Regions from separate parts of the Homo sapiens genome. Here region 2 is linked to region 1. A link is a loop called in an ENCODE intact Hi-C map of the cell type or tissue named here. Cell type or tissue: gastrocnemius medialis. All regions are shown on one strand. Links, peaks and the distances in the headings refer to the core of each region. The heading gives the core; the rest is flanking DNA.

Evidence for each region. Peaks named below come from ENCODE experiments on the same cell type or tissue, not always from the same donor. Only the 100,000 strongest peaks of a DNase experiment are listed, where the experiment ranks them.
Region 2: a loop joins it to region 1, with 4 times the contacts of the local background. A loop is called at or near these places in 1 of 110 quality-filtered maps.

Annotation. Positions count from the first base shown.
Region 1 is chr1:226,700,039-226,705,410 of GRCh38, reverse strand. All of the region lies in intron 2 of ITPKB (inositol-trisphosphate 3-kinase B), which reads left to right. Among named protein-coding and RNA genes, the nearest start is that of ITPKB-IT1, 28 kb to the right of the region's middle. RefSeq lists a silencer at 1,710-2,139. In gastrocnemius medialis, for the core only: no CTCF peak of the experiment used is centred there; DNase peaks (open chromatin) are centred at 1,800 and 2,890; H3K4me3 peaks cover 2,071 bases; H3K27ac peaks cover 4,264 bases.
Region 2 is chr1:226,942,076-226,947,447 of GRCh38, reverse strand. All of the region lies in intron 1 of COQ8A (coenzyme Q8A), which reads right to left. Among named protein-coding and RNA genes, the nearest start is that of COQ8A, 4.5 kb to the right of the region's middle. In gastrocnemius medialis, for the core only: a CTCF peak has its summit at 2,535; DNase peaks (open chromatin) are centred at 1,737, 2,227, 4,057, 4,787 and 3 weaker places; H3K4me3 peaks cover 4,500 bases; H3K27ac peaks cover 5,000 bases.

The DNA of each region.
Region 1 (5,372 bases), core at 210-5,209:
TTTACAGGCACGCGTCACCACGCCCGGCTCATTTTGTATTTTTAGCAGAGATGAGGTTTCTCCATGTTGGTCAGGCTGGTCTCGAACTCCCGACCTCAGGTGACCTGCCCGCCTTGGCCTCCCAAAGTGCTGGGATTACAGGTGTGAGCCACTGTGCCTGACCGACATCAAGTTGTATGTTTCTGGACTCTCCTCTCTTCCTCTGGCCATCAGAATGTTCTCACATCAAAAATGTGAGATGAGGGATAAAGGAATTAGCACCTAAATGTTTTACATAATGTTAGGATAATTTTGCTCTGTGGGAGAGTGGCCTGAATGTGGGGAGCCTTTGAGTAACTGACCTATAACTTTTCTTAGGCCCTTCTGGTTTTATCCCAGTTACTGATGCTGTTCTTATCTCCTATCTATTCTGGAATTCATCTCTGAACATTTAATACATTTGGCCAAGCAAGAGCAATGCTGTGATTCTTTTAAAAAGTACAAGCTTTTGCCAGTACTTCTTTCAAGTTGTAAATTTTATGAGGAGTTTGTTCCACTGTGCAAAGGAGCCTCTGACTTTAAGAAAAGTCATTCCAGCTCAAGATTTCAAATGAAGTCGAGGCTGTGTGTAGTCACAGGTTTTCTCATGTCATCGGTAGAGATAAAAGCCTCTTAGTTTTAGACTGGGCACAGCATTGTTGAACGTCCATTACTTACTGTTTAAGTAGCCAATGATCTCTGAAAAAAGCTTGGCTGTAAAGTTGGCAGAATGATGCACTGCTTTGTTTCAAGCCACTGTAAACTGTCTTTCCCAGTGTCACTTTTATCTCCAGTGCTTTTGTCACATGTTTTTGCTCATTTCCCCAAAGCGGAAAAATATTGCATTCCCCAGAATGACAATTTTCATTGCTGCCCGCTCAATTCAGTTTTTCATAAATGCCCAGGAAATAAACTAGCTGAGTTATTCTCCATTCTCACACATCTTCATTAGCACACACGAGAAGCTTTTTTACAGGGAATTCTCGTGTTGACCAGGTATGATAACCTGTTGCAATGTGGGTAGTCTTGGTTATATTAATGTTTTTAAAGATAAGTAGTGTTATTACTTTATTGGTCATGTATAATTACATCGGAGATCTAATTATTGAGAGTTAACAATGCTTTGTAATTGGTATTTTACGGCATGCTAAACATTTTTCTGAAGTGCTTGTACTATTAATGTTTATATTCTTTATTTCGTAGTCACTCTTTTTTCATACTGTAAAGGTAAACGGAATTCGGCTTAAGATTGAATTATCAAAAATTTTCAGGGGTCTAAACAAATAGTATTTAGAGTCCGACCCTCCCACTGTTTGAGATCTAGGAAAATAAAAGCCTTGGGCGGATGGGTTTCGGGCAGAACCGCTACGCTCTGCAAGCTGACCGTGGAGTTGGGCACAGTGTCATCCAAAGAAATGAAGATTTTTTTTTTATTAGCTCTTGAACAAAATTAATTAAAAGTTGTTACTCTTGGGGGTGAGGGGGACAAGGAAAGACAGGATTTGGGAGCCTGCTGACCTACAGTTCAACCCTACAAAAAGTATACCCATTTTGCAAATGAGGAAACCCAGACTGAAACACATCCTTTCTCCCAAGCCGGAAGCTGGCGGCCAGCAGCGCTGAGATTCTTTTCGTAAGCAGCAACAGCAGCCCCCTTGTCTTTCCCGCCTGGGGGAGCGCAAGCCAGGGGTGCAGGTCAGCATTTCAAGCCCCGCTACTGCCTCTGCTGCGGGCCCGCTAGCGCTGGCGAAGGCGACAGGGGCGGCCGCCTTCCCGTCACGTGACCGGCACCGCCGCCGAGCATGCCGGGAGACGGCGCCCCCTCCCCGGCCGCGGGCTTCCGCGCGTGGGCGGCGGGCAGAGCGCGCGCGGGAGGAGAGAGGAGGTGGGGGCCGGGCAGCGACAGGGGAAGAAACCGCGGCGAAGAAAAGCCCCCTGTAGAGCAGGCCCTGCTTCACCGCCCTGCCCGAAATCCCCCGCCGCGCCCCTGCCTCGGCCAGCCAGCGTCGGGCGGTGGGAACCGGGCCTGAGCTGAGGGCGGAGGGACTCCGGCGCCGTCCGTTCATTGTAAACAAATCGAGTGAGAAATGGAGGCACGCCTGGTTCCTGGGTCCCTTGGTGCAGGCTTTCACACCCCGGGTGCTAGCACTCGGTCTTTCTCCTGCGTAGGGGATAGGATTGTGTGTGCAGTCAGGTTTTTCTAGTAATATCTTGCACTTTTTTTTTCCTTCACCCACTCAGACATTCCCCATTTTTCCTCATAATCACTTTCTTTCGCTTCAGCATACACACTTAGCCCTTGGCAGGCAAAGTGGAATCTCGGGTTCTTGTCAGACCTCAATGTTTAAGCTGCTGAAACACAGGGCATATTTGGTTTAGATGTTTTACTGTTATGAAAATAAACCACCTCCTGCAGTTACACCAGCTCAGATTTTCCCTCGATAGGGTCAGTGTGGATTATCTATTGGAGGAAAAATATTTAATTAGAAAGGAATGAAATTCTCTTAGTTCCTTGAGGTTGGAAGGAGCTTAGGCAAGGAACAGTTAGTTAAAGGTAAGCACAAAAAATGCCAGGGGACCAAGAAGCCACTATTGGAATGCAGTATCTGTTGGCTGCTGGTTTAGCACACTGCCCCAGGCTTCCCGGTTGGGACTCCACTCAGGTCCTAGACTGACAAAATGGGAAGGCACCCTCCCAATGGGTCTTCATTACCATCTGCCGAATAAAGAGAATACCAGTAGTTGTATTTCGTGCATTTCTTGGAGCCAAATGATTGGATTAAATCTAGTCCCTTACTGTGCAAGCGTAGTCAATTTTGGTCATCTCTCTCTAGGCCTAGTGCCAGTTGTTGCCTGCCTTTGTAACCAGATAGCCACAGTGAGGTCATCAGAAGAGGATAGGCAGCGCTGCAGAAGGGAATCCTTTTTCTGTACCTCACCATGATGAAATAGGGGTAGCCGTCAAGTTGAACTTTCCCTTTTTTTTTTTTTTTCCGAGAGGGAGTCTCACTGTGTCGCCCAGGCTGGAGTGTAGTGGCGTGATGTCCGCTCACTGCAACTTCCGCCCCCCTGGTTAAAGCAATTCTCCCTGCCTCAGTCTCCCGAGTAGCTGGGATTATAGGCGCCCACCACCACACCCGGCTAATTTTTGTATTTTTTAGTAGAGACGGGGTTTTGCCATGTTGGCCAGGCTGGTCTTGAACTCTAGACCTCAAGTGATCCACCCACCTCGGCCTCCCAAAGTGCTGGGATTCCAGGCATGAACCACCGTGCCGGGCCAAGTTGAACTTTTCTCTTGGGGGAATAATTTCCCTGCTCAACATAGACCTGGTGGAATTTTCTTGTCTCTCTCTTCCCTGGCATTTTCTCTGGTCTTAGGCAAGCATTTCCTGCCTTTTCTGATTCCCTCTCTGTGTGTGCATGGGACTTAGGGGAGGAAGGAGGAGGGAGTTTTCTGTTAAGGGAGCCGTGAATGAGCAGGAAATGGCTATTTGGTACCAGTTATTCTGCAGAATTAGGGAGTGCTGATGCTGACAAGGAGTCAGAAGGATTCAGTCATCATGACATCTGCAGTCACAACTGGGTGGGTTAGTGAGCGCCCCTGAAGTGTGTGTACTCATTTCAGGCGCAGCCAGCAGCAGAATTTGGGAAGACTGTCCCACCCCTCCTACTCCCTGTGTGCTGACAGTTTGCTGTGTGCGTCTCCATGGCTCTGTGGAGCTTAAGAGATTAAGTCCTTGGAGAAAATGGGTAAAGTGAAGTTTTTTTTTTTTTTTTTTTTTTTTTTTTGAGACGGAGTCTCACTCTTTCGCCCAAGCTGGACTGCAGTGGCGCTATCCCGGCTCACTGCAAGCTCCGCCTCTTGGGTTCATGCCATTCTCCTGCCTCAGCCTCCCGAGTAGCTGGGATTACAGGCGCCCACCACCACGCCCGGCTAATTTTTTGTATTTTTAGTAGAGACGGGGTTTCACCGTGTTAGCCAGGATGGTCTCGATCTCCTGACCTCGTGATCCGCCTGCCTCGGCCTCCCAAAGTGCTGGGATTACAGGCGTGAGCCACCGCGCCCGGCCAAAGTGAAGTTTTTAAGTAGGACTGTTGTTAGGAAGATGTTAGCACAGTTAGAATTTGTAGGAATTCTACTGTTGGGGTGTCACTTTCTGTTCTGTTGAAATGATACTTCTTCCAAAAGCAGGAGTTCTGAGCTTATATAGCAGACAGCCTTGCTGCGGCTCACACAGACCCTGCGTGGCTAGCTTCTGGTCAGAGTGCCAAAAGCATTTGAAGTGCCTGGAGGTGTGTTAGCATTAGAATCAGTGTCATTGGGTAGCTGGGACATTGTGAGAAGTCTTGTCCACGTCTATAGAAACAGTTTCAGACTGACTGCTTGCTGGTTTCTCATTGAAGGCACCGTGTGCTCCATGTAGTGCTCTACGTAATCTAACATCCAGAGTCAAAGCAAAAGCTGCAAATGATGACAAACCCAGATCCAGAAAAAGACACAGGCCTTGACAAGGTGGTGAATTTCTTCTGAGCTTCCCAGCATCTCTTTTTGTGTTCTCTTCCTCTCTTGCTTGAATTTTGTTTGGGCCCCCACTCCCTTCTCATTCTGATAAAGGTAGAGGGGCTCAGAAGGTGGTGTTCTGCAGGCAGTGTAACCTTTGGGAAGAAGAAGCAGGCTCTGGAGTCAGAGCCTGAGTTTCAATCCTAGCCTGGCCAATCACTAATATCATTCTAGGCAAGCTATTTTCTGTGAAAACACTTTTGGCATTGGGTTTATGTGGGAACTCAGCAATGTGTGTAAAGCGCCTCACATATATATTAAATCGTATTAATAGCTGTGATGATGGTTAATACTGAGTGTCAACTTGATTGGATTTAAGGTTGCAAAGTTCTGGGTTTTTTTTTTTTTTTTTTTTTTTTTTTTTTTGACGGAGTCTTGCTCCGTTGCCAGGCTGGAGTGCCGTGGCGTGATCTGGGCTCACTGCAATCTCCGCCTCCCGGATTCAAGTGATTCCCCTGTCTCAGCCTCCCGAGTAGGTGGGACTACAAGCGTATGCCACCATGCCTGGCTAATTTTTTGTGTTTTAGTAGAGACGGGGTTTCACCATGTTGGCCAGGATGGTCTCGATCTCCTGACCTTGTGATCCGCCTGCCTGGGCCTACCAAAGTCCTGGGATTACAGGCATAAGCCACCGTGTCTGGCCAGTTGCAAAGTATTGATGCTGGGTGTGTCTATGACGGTGTTACCAAAGGAGATTAGCATTTGAGTCAGTGCACTGGGAAAGGCAGACCCACCCTTAATCTGGGTGGGCACCATCTAATTAGCTGCGAGTGCAGATAGAAAATAAAGCAGG
Region 2 (5,372 bases), core at 210-5,209, 240 kb before region 1:
AACAGCTACCATTTATTATTCCCCTCTGTCTGCCTGTCACTTTATATTACCTCTAGTTCTTACAAAGACCTGGTGAGGTATTATCCCCACTCATTGATAGGATAATTAAAGCTCATCAAGGCTGAGCAATCTCCTAAGGGCCAAAGCTGTGGGATGCTGGACCCTTCCACACCTGTCTGACTCAGGCTCCAGTCCTTTCTTCTTACTGCCTAGGAAGCTGAGAGATAGCAGAGAAGAACACTGCCCCAAATCAATAACTCCTTTTTTGTTAAATCAATAGTCACTCAATATGAGACATCAGCAAGGTTTACATCCTGAAATGTGTCTTCCTGGTTACAGAAAATTGAGTCATAAAAATTCTGGGGCCAGCTGGGCTCTCAAAGGCCATCTGGCCAAACTCCCTGCTCTGGAAAGTTTGTCAGCTGCCAGGACTGAGGGTATCACAATTCTCAGCACCAGTGATCCTACCCACTAGAGGCAAAGCTTGGTTCCAGAGCCAGTTTGATCTTAAACATAAATAGTGGAAAGAGGCAGACGCCCTACACTGAAGACTGCCTCTGGGTGTGCAAGAGCTAGGAGGAGCCATCGGGCACACGGCCCTCAGTCTTGCCACACTCAACACCAGCACCAACCTTTATTAGCATCACCTCCAAATGCCACACACAGGCCAGGTGTGGACATGCACACATCACTGGTATGGAAGTTAAATAAACATGTTCTGCCCTGAGGTCACACACAACCCTTAGGCACTACATGTGTATGTAAAACCTCGATAGCTTTTAAAATCACCCAGTTAACCCAGACAAGGGGCAATCCTAGACAGACAACAACCACACACGCAACGAGAAATGAGAAGAGGCTCAGCAGGGTGCAAGGGGACCACAGACCCAGGAGAGGTGGCCATCTCCTTGCTGATCTCCACTCTCCCTGGTCTGGCCTGGCCAGCAAGGCCCTTCACTGTGGAGCCCCAGACACCTCTGCAGCGATACCTCTCGCTAGATGCCTCCGTGCCCCAACGCTTCAGCCAGAATGGACCCCCGGCCCCGCCCAACACCCACACAGGTTTTCCAGCTTCCACATCCTGCTCCCTCCTCCCCATGGAATATCATTTCCCCTGCTGGAATCTTGGCCACCCTGCTGGACTGGTAAACCCCTCCATAGGCAAGTCATCTCCTTTCCTCTAAACTCCCTCATCTCTTAATGGCCTAAGGTCACCTCGCCATGCCCTGTATGACTCTGTGTGTGCCTGTCCCATTTCCCTTACTGCAAGGTAAGCTCCGGAGGGAGGGGCCCTCTCTTTCCCAGTTCTGTACCCCCAACGGGGTCTGGCACTGTCCTCATACACACGAGTTTATTAGCATTATGAGTCAGTGAGGCAGGACCCAGGCACCCAGGCTCCGTGGCTTCCTGAGCTCCCTCATCGAGAGCCCAGGACTGAAGAGACCACCGAGGAGGCTGAGCACCAGGGGAACCTGAATCCCCAACATGCACAGCCACAGAAATGGCAGCAGCACCCTGTTCAAAAAGTGATTTTTACAGGAGCAAAAGCCAGATGAGTTTCCAAGCCAGCTTCATAATCCCGCTCATGGTGGGCACACAGACCCAGGGAGGGAGCAGGGGACGCAGTCACTGCTACTGCTTCCTCTGCGTCACCCCCGTCCCTGTCTAAGACTGAGGGAAAAGAGGAGGGGCTGAAGCCAGCAGGCAGCTGTTCCTCAGCAGGCCAATCAGCCCTGGCCCATGAACCGTGAGCACCAAGCAGGTGTAAACAGCAGCTACAACAGGCATCGCGGCAGCACAATGTCCAACCCTTGACCACATGCTGGCTGTAAACACCTTAGGGAGCAAGAGCCACAGGATTTTTTCAATCTCGGGAAGATTAGAGATGTTTGCTCAAGCACGTGTCAAACAGTAACCACCTTCAGCTTACCGGGCAATCGACTCTTACTTTTACCCTCCTCTGAGCCAGTATCAGTGCCAAACAAAAAATGTGCCAAGCACAGAACAAACACTGGGCTGGGGCCCAGGCTCTGAGCTTGAACTTTAACATTTCTTTTCATGTGGACTGTCCCCAGGACCCCTCATCCAGCCCCGTGAACAGCAGGGACTTGCCACCAGGTCCTCCAGTTCCCAGATGACACCGCATATATTGTGATGAGGGCCGACGGGGAGGACCAACAGCAAGGCCACCAAGCGCGGGTGACCTCAGGCACACCGCTTCTCCTCTTGGGGCCTGCGTTTTCTCATTTCCTCATGTGTAAGTGAGGCGACTGACCTGGAGGAGGTCTAGTTCCCAGAGATTAGGAAAGGGCCATGCATCCCTGGAGTGCAGAAAGTCAGCAAGGAGAGCACACACAGGGCTGTTCTGAAAGCTGGGATGTAACGGGGTCTAGAAAGAGTAATGCTCAAAACAACGCAGATACTGATCCTTCTAGAGATTCTATGAAATAGTGAGAGGTAAGAGGCAGACCAACCCTGCTGTCTTCAGAAAGGCAGAGAGGGGCGCTACAGCCTCTCTGTCTCTCAGGAAACACACCTCTGGGAAATGGAAAATTCCAGTGGACGGTGCAGAGGTAGGGAGAGATAAGGGACTGGGCTTTTCCAAATGACCCGGAAACACCTACCTTCCTGCCTCCCTTCTACACATACACACACACTCTCTCTCTCTCACTCTCTCTCTCTCACTCTCTCTCTCTCACTCTCTCTCTCTCTCTCTCTCTCTCTCTCTCTCTCTCTCTCTCTCTCTCTCTCTCTCAGGGTACAACTCCTCAAAGGATGCTGAGGCACCTAAGGCTCTTCAAGCCCCCACCCCTGGCCCTCTCACATTAAACAGAAGGCCTCGACCCCTCTTTAGCGGACCTTTGTTACTCCAGAAATGGGGGCAACCAGATAGGAGGGCCCGCACATTCTTGGCCACATCTCTCAGACCCTTCCCCTGCCTCTGTCCAATCTCCTCCCACACTGACCATCCCTCCTCCTTCCCGCAACAAGACCTTGCCCCTGACCTATTTTTTTCTTTTGCCTTCAATCATAAAAGCCCTCCCCTGAAGCCCACAAGCCCACTCTCTGCTCTCCTGTACCAAACATTTAAATAAACCTCCCATAGGCTCTGCTTCTCCTCCACCCTCTGGACATGGCTACCATCTCCCAAGGATGGAGTGCACTTGCCATCTTCCCTGCTCCCTCGGCACACACTTTCTGGCCCCAACCCCAAGCTGCCCCTCTGTGACACCTGAGGGCTCAAGCCAGTGGGTCTCCTCAGCCACCCCCTGCCCCACAGTGTTCCCTGCTGGCCCCACACTCTTCCCAGAAGCCCTCCCTCCTCCCTCCTCTCTGGCCTCACCTCCTCAGCTTCCTCCCCCAGCTCCTCTTTCTCCACCTACTCCAAGGCCTGGGAGTTCCCAGGCTGGTCCTCGACACCCCTGCCTCCCTGCCATCTGCACTGGCTCCTGGGGTGCCAGAGCCCCTCCACAGGCTCTGCACTGATGCCTCCCCACACTCAGGCCAGGCAGGACCTCTCAACAACCGAACCCATTTCCAGAACAAACCAAGTTACACACACACATACCGCATCACCACTTCAAAGACCCACAGGCAACTGGAAAGGGGTGCAGGGAAATTTCGGAGGGTGATGAAATTGTTCTATAGCTTGATTGTGGTAGGGGTTATGTGACTATGTGCGTTTGTCAAACTGCGCAGAACTGCACACTAAGAAGGATGAATTTACCGTATGCAAATTATATCAAACAGGATGGAAAGAAGTCCCATAGGCTCCCATCATGTCTAAAACTAAGATGACCACCTTCTCCCAAACCAGCTCTTCCTCCATCAACCAGCTCCTCCCCCTGATTAGAAATCTCAGCCATATATCCAGTCAGGTAGTCAGTCTAGAAATTCCACCTGCATAAATTTCTTTGAATCCATGCCTTCAGTTCTATCTCCCCTTGGGGACTCGGGCCATCCTCACTTCTCACAAACCACCTCCGTGGGGCTCCCACCCCTCCATATGTGCAACTCCAGAAAGAGCAGGACCCTCGAACTCACTCACTCCCACCAGCTCTCCTTTCCACTGGCTCTCCCGAGTTCCTGGCTGTTGCTTAACAGGAATGACAGAAGTATCTCCAGATGCCACTGTCAAATCAAGACAACTCTCTGTCTAAATATTCCTGTCTAATTTTGCACACAGCTCTTGTTTCAACGGACAAAGATAATGACTCAGTGTCCATGGTTCTTACTGGAAAATTATCCTGCCAAGTTTTGAGCTTCCCAATAATAGCCTTCTTTAAAATTCTCTTTGAGAAAGGAGAAGTGACCTTCCTTCCTGATCCTTTTCTACAGGCAACAAAGGGCACCCAAAAGATCCCCTAACTGACCAAGGAGTGTTACAGGAAAATCCTGATACATCCCCACAGGATCAAAACAGCAAGAAAAAGAAACTCACTGAATAGGCTTAGGATGGTTTTCCTTGCCCTGTGCAAGAAATCCCTGTTTTTCAGTTTTTCTGCGTGCCAATCAGTTTGGGACTTAGAAATTTGGGGCATAAATTCTGGATTACACTGAAGGCAAAATTTAGACTCAGAAGTAAAGCATCTTTCTCCACACACACGTAAATATGTCTCTTTGGTGAGCAGGCTGACCAAAGGAGAAAAGAAAAAGAAAAGGTTCACTGACCTTGACACTGATGCTTCAAGCAACTACAAAAGAACTCCACAAATCATACCCATGTCCACGCTGCTGTGTAAAAATACACATACGTATGTTTGAAATGCACCCAGCCACTCACTCCCTGAAGATGCAGGCCCAGCCCCTCCCACATCACAAGACACAGAGCTGTCTGAGCAAAAAGTGAGGATGAATAAAGCATCTCCTTGAAGAACCACTTGTGGATAGCTGAGTTAGCCTTTGTGCCAGCACTCAGCTTAAGCATGTTTCCTATTTTAAAACTGGCCCATAGTTATTCATGTGCAAATCCCCTAGTCTTGCAGTATCCCCGAGAAGCTACCAGTCTTCTAATTCTCCAGCACCCCCAACCCAGCCAGTCACTGCCACACATTTAGCAGGCACAGTACATGCCCATGGGTGTCTACCTCCTAACTTTCTGCTTGCAGGTTTTGCCTCTGCCCTCCTAGGTGCACAGGTAGCCCAATCTACATGGCTTTTACCACTGGGTTAGGGCAGGAGGCATAACACTACCCTTTGCCTAAACCTCTCACCTACTCACGGGCAGGTCCCAGAGGGACCCCTGGCAGCACAGGACAACTCTTTTTAGAGTTTTACCTCAGTGGTTCTCAATCAAGGGAGATTTTGCCCTCCAGGGGACACGTGGCAATGTCTGGAAACACTTTTGATGGTCACAACGGCTAGAAGGGGTG